Linked DNA regions of Homo sapiens: region 1 is linked to region 2. The links are chromatin loops, found by intact Hi-C in ENCODE. Cell type or tissue: PC-3. All regions are shown on one strand.

Evidence for each region. Peaks named below come from ENCODE experiments on the same cell type or tissue, not always from the same donor. Only the 100,000 strongest peaks of a DNase experiment are listed, where the experiment ranks them.
Region 1: a loop joins it to region 2, with 17 times the contacts of the local background. A loop is called at or near these places in 3 of 110 quality-filtered maps.

Annotation. Positions count from the first base shown.
Region 1 is chr10:26,555,749-26,558,248 of GRCh38, forward strand. All of the region lies in intron 11 of APBB1IP (amyloid beta precursor protein binding family B member 1 interacting protein), which reads left to right. Among named protein-coding and RNA genes, the nearest start is that of LINC03028, 22 kb to the right of the region's middle. In PC-3, a CTCF peak has its summit at 1,519 (motif pointing left); a DNase peak (open chromatin) is centred at 1,523; H3K27me3 peaks cover 1,443 bases.
Region 2 is chr10:25,112,052-25,114,551 of GRCh38, forward strand. LINC01516 (long intergenic non-protein coding RNA 1516) reads left to right here and starts at 1,007. Exons shown (of 8, transcript NR_120649.1): 1 at 1,007-1,635. RefSeq lists a silencer at 1,324-1,373. In PC-3, a CTCF peak has its summit at 1,287 (motif pointing right); DNase peaks (open chromatin) are centred at 1,300 and 1,900; H3K4me3 peaks cover 438 bases; H3K27ac peaks cover 1,606 bases.

The DNA.
Region 1 (2,500 bases), 1.4 Mb after region 2:
CCACAACACCTGGTTAATTTTTGTACTTTTTGTAGAGACAAGGTTTCACTGTGTTGCCTAGGCTGATCTCAAATTCCTAGCCTCAAGTGATCTGCCTGTCTTGGCCTCTCAAAGTGCTGGGATTACAGGTGTGAGCCACGGGGCCCTGCCTCTCTTACTCCTCTTAATGTACCTAGGAATTAGCATATTTCTTGGCACCCAGAGATATTTATTGAACAAACAGGACCTTGGTTCTTTCACTACCTTTGGCCTTGGATAAATTGCTCACCCTCTCTCACCCTGTTTTCTCATTTCGTAAGCTCAGAGGGTCTATAAGTGCCCTTTAAGCAGTGACAGTCCACAATCGCCCTGACCTCTGTGTGCTGTTCTCATGTCCCAAGAGAGCTTCTCTCTCTTTATGATCGGGAACAATCAAATCAATTGCGAAAGAGCCTGGCCAGTGACACTGCACCAGCATTTTCCTGAAACCTCTTTGCAAATGATTATTCAGCAAAAGGCTCGGTTAGGCAATAAGCTCCTTGGCAAAGTCTCAAGACACGGTGGAGAACAAGCCCAGTGACTTGCTCTATAATGTCTGCAAGGCTGAACGATTTCTGCATCACCAAGGGAGCCAGAAAGGAGCTTTTTCCCATTAGGTAGCTCATCTTAGAACCATAAAATCTGAGGATTGCTAGAGACCTTAGAGGTCATAGAATCCTCCTGTATACATCCATAGCACACATATAGTGTAAGGAAGGAACTTGGTGAGACCTGACCTATAGCAAGGTTTATCACCCCATCATCAGGGGGCTGTTTTATGTTCAAAAGTCATTTTCTTTAAGGGAGTGACTACATTTTGCTCTATTTCAATGAATAACATTCTTAAGAAATTGTTTAGGGTGCTTGTTAAATGGCTAACTCTATATAAGCAGTTGCTTTGTGCATTTTGTTGCAAACACGATGAGATTTAGTCTGCTCTGGAAACTTGGTTCTCACGTGACATCTACCAAAAACAATAATAGATTATCTTGAAGGTAACAATGTCAGCTTTTTAAATGTCTGAGTGGGGGGTGGGTGGAATAGCTGCTTTCTAAGAACAATTATAAACATTCAATTGCTGAAGAGACCAATGCTTGCCTCTCTTACATGACAATCAGAACACAAATGCTGTTTGTAGGTCAGAGAGCCGTGTTTCTGGTGCTGAAAGACAAGGGCATTGGTTTGGCTTTGCACATGTTATTGTTGAAGGGAATGCTGGAGGCATTTGTGGGCTGTCATGTTCCAGCCAATAAGTGTTGGCTTTAGTATATTTTTCATCAATATGACCTTCAGGTTAATTAAGAAAACAAATCCTTTTTGCTATCGGGCCATATTACCTGAGTTGATAGATATTTCCAATTTTAAGGGCCTCCAAAGAGGATCATTATTGGAGTAACATTTGCAAAAATAAAATCTAACATTCAGAATGAGGGAGTAAGCATTGAACCGCCAAAACAGTAAAATGCCCAGCAGCCATTCAAAAGTGTTTGCTGTCATCTGCTGGCTAGACTGGAAAACTACAGCAACATTCAGGAGCCTGATGTGAAGTTCTCACCGTCGGTAGAGAGAATGTCTGTGTTCCTGTTTGCTATGCCCAAGCAAATAGGAATTGACCGTTCTTCGAGCAATGGAGATGCAATTTCTGAGGCCGAGTGACCTACATAGAGAATACATATTTAAAGACAAAAATATGAGTAGAGTTTCCTCAGTTGCCTGAAAAGACCAAAGAGAGGAATTTTTAAAAAATCATTTCTGAATTTTTCCGTAGTCTCTTCCAAGTCTGGGATTTGGGTTTAATAGCTTAATACAAACACAGAAATTCTAGGTGGTTAGTCAGGAGACCCCCAGGTTCTAGTGGGGTCACAGGGAGGAATATATAGTAACCTCTCTGAGCCTCAGTTTTCTCATTTGTGAAACCAAAAATTACTAAACTCTCGTCAAGCTCTTGGAGTCTATAAAGGTCTTGTTATCCTTTCTGGACAAAGATTACAATCCCACACGCTCTTGCTGGCTGAGTCATTAGAAAGTCTAGCAGAGTGACTAGACGCTGCCAGTCAGATTCCAACTGAAGTTTAAAGACACGAGACCCTTTGCTTAGAACAACTTTGAGAATAGCCATTTCCTTGGAGGTCAGTGATTTAAGATGGAAAGCGAAAGAGAAGTGGAGAGGTCCATGCAATACCCTAAGAGAGGAATTGGACAGCTTCCCTCCTTTCCTGCCAACTGAAGAGCAGATAGATGCTTCCAGCTCTCTTGGCTTTCCATTCCACTTTCAGCACCACCAGCAAATGAGGATTATCCTAGCAGGATTAATGAATCCTCTGAGGACAGGAGGAAGAAGAAAGAGGTGGTACCATACCACACACACACACAAACACACACACACACACACACACACACACGATGCTTGTGGTTAATTATTTTTCTACATAATAAAATGTATTATAATAAACCTTATAATGACCCATGAAAATTTACATGG
Region 2 (2,500 bases):
CACTCACCGTGCTTGCAGAGCATCCCTTGCTGCCTCCCACATCTTTGCCTTTGTTCACAATATTTCTTCTGTTCACCCTTCTCTTCCCCTTTCTATCCATGGATTTCCTGACTCTTCCTTCCCCTCTTGGCCTCCCTATTTTATCCACCACACAATACCCTCTTCAGATTTCTGTCTGAGGACTGATAACACTTCCTCACAGATATTTGTTTAGATCATGAGCTTACCCTGTGACTCTCTGAACTCCTATGATGGATTGCGTGAACTCCTCAGTGCTGGGCCCGTTTGACACAGTCTTTTGGAAAGACACTTAACAACTTCCTGCCTTAGTTTCTTCATCTGTGAAATGGGGATAACAAAAGGATTGTGGAGGAGATAAAGGAAGTGATATGTCTAATAATGCATAATAATAATAAACATAATAATTACTGATATCCATGACATATAACAACAACTTTCCTAATAACTAACACAACATTCACAATGTATCAGGTTCTACTCCAGGGGTTTTACAAATTTAACTCATTTAGTCCTCTGGGTAAGCCTATCAGGTAATTTCTCTTATTACCCCTGTTTACAGATTAGAAACCTGAGGCACAGAGAAGTTAAGGAGTTTTCCCAAGGTCACACAGCTTGTAAGTGATAAAGATGAGGGTTGATTCTGAGTAGTCTGGGCGCCAGAGCCTATGCTCTTAGTCACCAAGCAACACTCCTTCAAATGATCGGTGTTTGTTAATTACCATTAAGTATAAATTGTCTAAAATCTACGATCAAGCTAAGCCTGGAAATTAAAGACCAATGAGCCAATCCACATGGAATACCACTCAGGGGCTGCCTTAAAGATATGAGCCAGCCCTGAGGGTTTCCCTCCTGTCCCCTTACTGACAGGTGGACCAAAAGAAAGGGAAAGAAAACCACATTCCATCTTCACAGAGGTTCCAGTTAGTTCCTAGGCAAACAAGAAATCAAAAGCATCCACAGATGTTGTGTCTACCACCCTGATGCAGAAAGAGCTTAAGGAGAAGCTCTGACAAGGGATAGACAGTTTACTTATGGAAACAAGCAGAAAATTAAATCTGGTCTCTGCCCAGCAAGCATCTCACCTCCCACCATAGCGTCTGGCAGAGAAGTGAGCCAAGGTGGCCCCTGGCGCAGCAAATGTTTGGCACATCCATTTGCACAGGAGGGGGAAGAAGGCGCATTCTCAAACACCCTTCCCATCACCTTTCAGGATCTTAGGTGCCTTCTCTACAGCCATGGCACAAACCTTTACCACTAGGGGGCGGCTAGACATTTCGATTGGCTACCAGGCAAGCGGCCAGCTCAGGACAGGAGCAGTGCTCTGTGAAAGAATGGATTCCTGGTTTGTTCTAAGTACAAACAAGGGGGAAATGCTTCTGCAGGGTTAAATGAGGTTGACACGCTCCCCGCGGCTGACCAGACAGTCCCTCCTAACTCTTACCCACCCTGGGCAGCTCTCTCAGCGCGGTGTGGGGCGGGAGTGGGAGCTGATGGGGGGTGCTCTCTATTCAGACTCTACTTGTTCTAGACTGAGTCACTGGTGGGGGCAGCGGTGTTTGAAAGTGGGCATCACTCTTGGGCTCCCACATTGACTGTAGTTTTACGGAATGTTTGGTGAGTAACTAGTTTTCTAACTTTTCTTTATTTCTCTCATATATTTGTCCATGTTCTTTCCTATGTCATCAAAGAGGATGCCAGGAAAACCCAAAGAAAGGCCCTAGGAGGAAACCAGTATGAGTGCCAAGATGAGCCAGAACCAGGGTGGGGCTGAGAGGCGCCCAGGCAGCTGCTTTCATTGTGCACCTTCCCCTAGTCCCAGCCCCAAATCACCATGGTGACAGATACCCAGCAGCATTGAGAAACAGAGAGCTTTTTGTTTTCTGCCATGCTTTTAACTCCTCACTCCACTTGTCTCCACCTCCACCCTCTTCAGCCTATACAACTTCTTGCTCATTCCTGTGAAGGTATTGGCTGATAAGAAACAATAAGGACTTCCTAAATAGAGGACTTTGGTATAAAAGTAGCTAACATTTATTAAGCGCTTACTATGTGTCAGACACTCTCCTCAATGCTTTGCAGTATTGGCTCACTTAATTCTCTCAACAATGTGGCAAAGAAGGTATTTATTTTACAGATAAGGTAACTGAGGCACAGAGAGGTTATGTAACTTGCCCAAGGTCACACAGTAGATGGGGGAGTCACAATTTGAATCTAGGGAGTTCTTACTCTTAGGCTCACACGTTGCTTGAGATACCAGAGAACATTCAGACATGTGAAACACTGGACTGTGGGCTACCAGGGGGCAGAAAGGGATTGTGATTTGGTGTTCTTAGTTGGCAACCCCCACAATCACAAACGATGTCTATGTGGCAGGCTGGCTGGGGCTGAGAGCTACTGCCTTTGGGTTACATTTGAGCAGATTGCTGTTCTTCTCCTGAATACCTGGTTTGGCATCCTTAGGGTTGGTTTATTATGACCC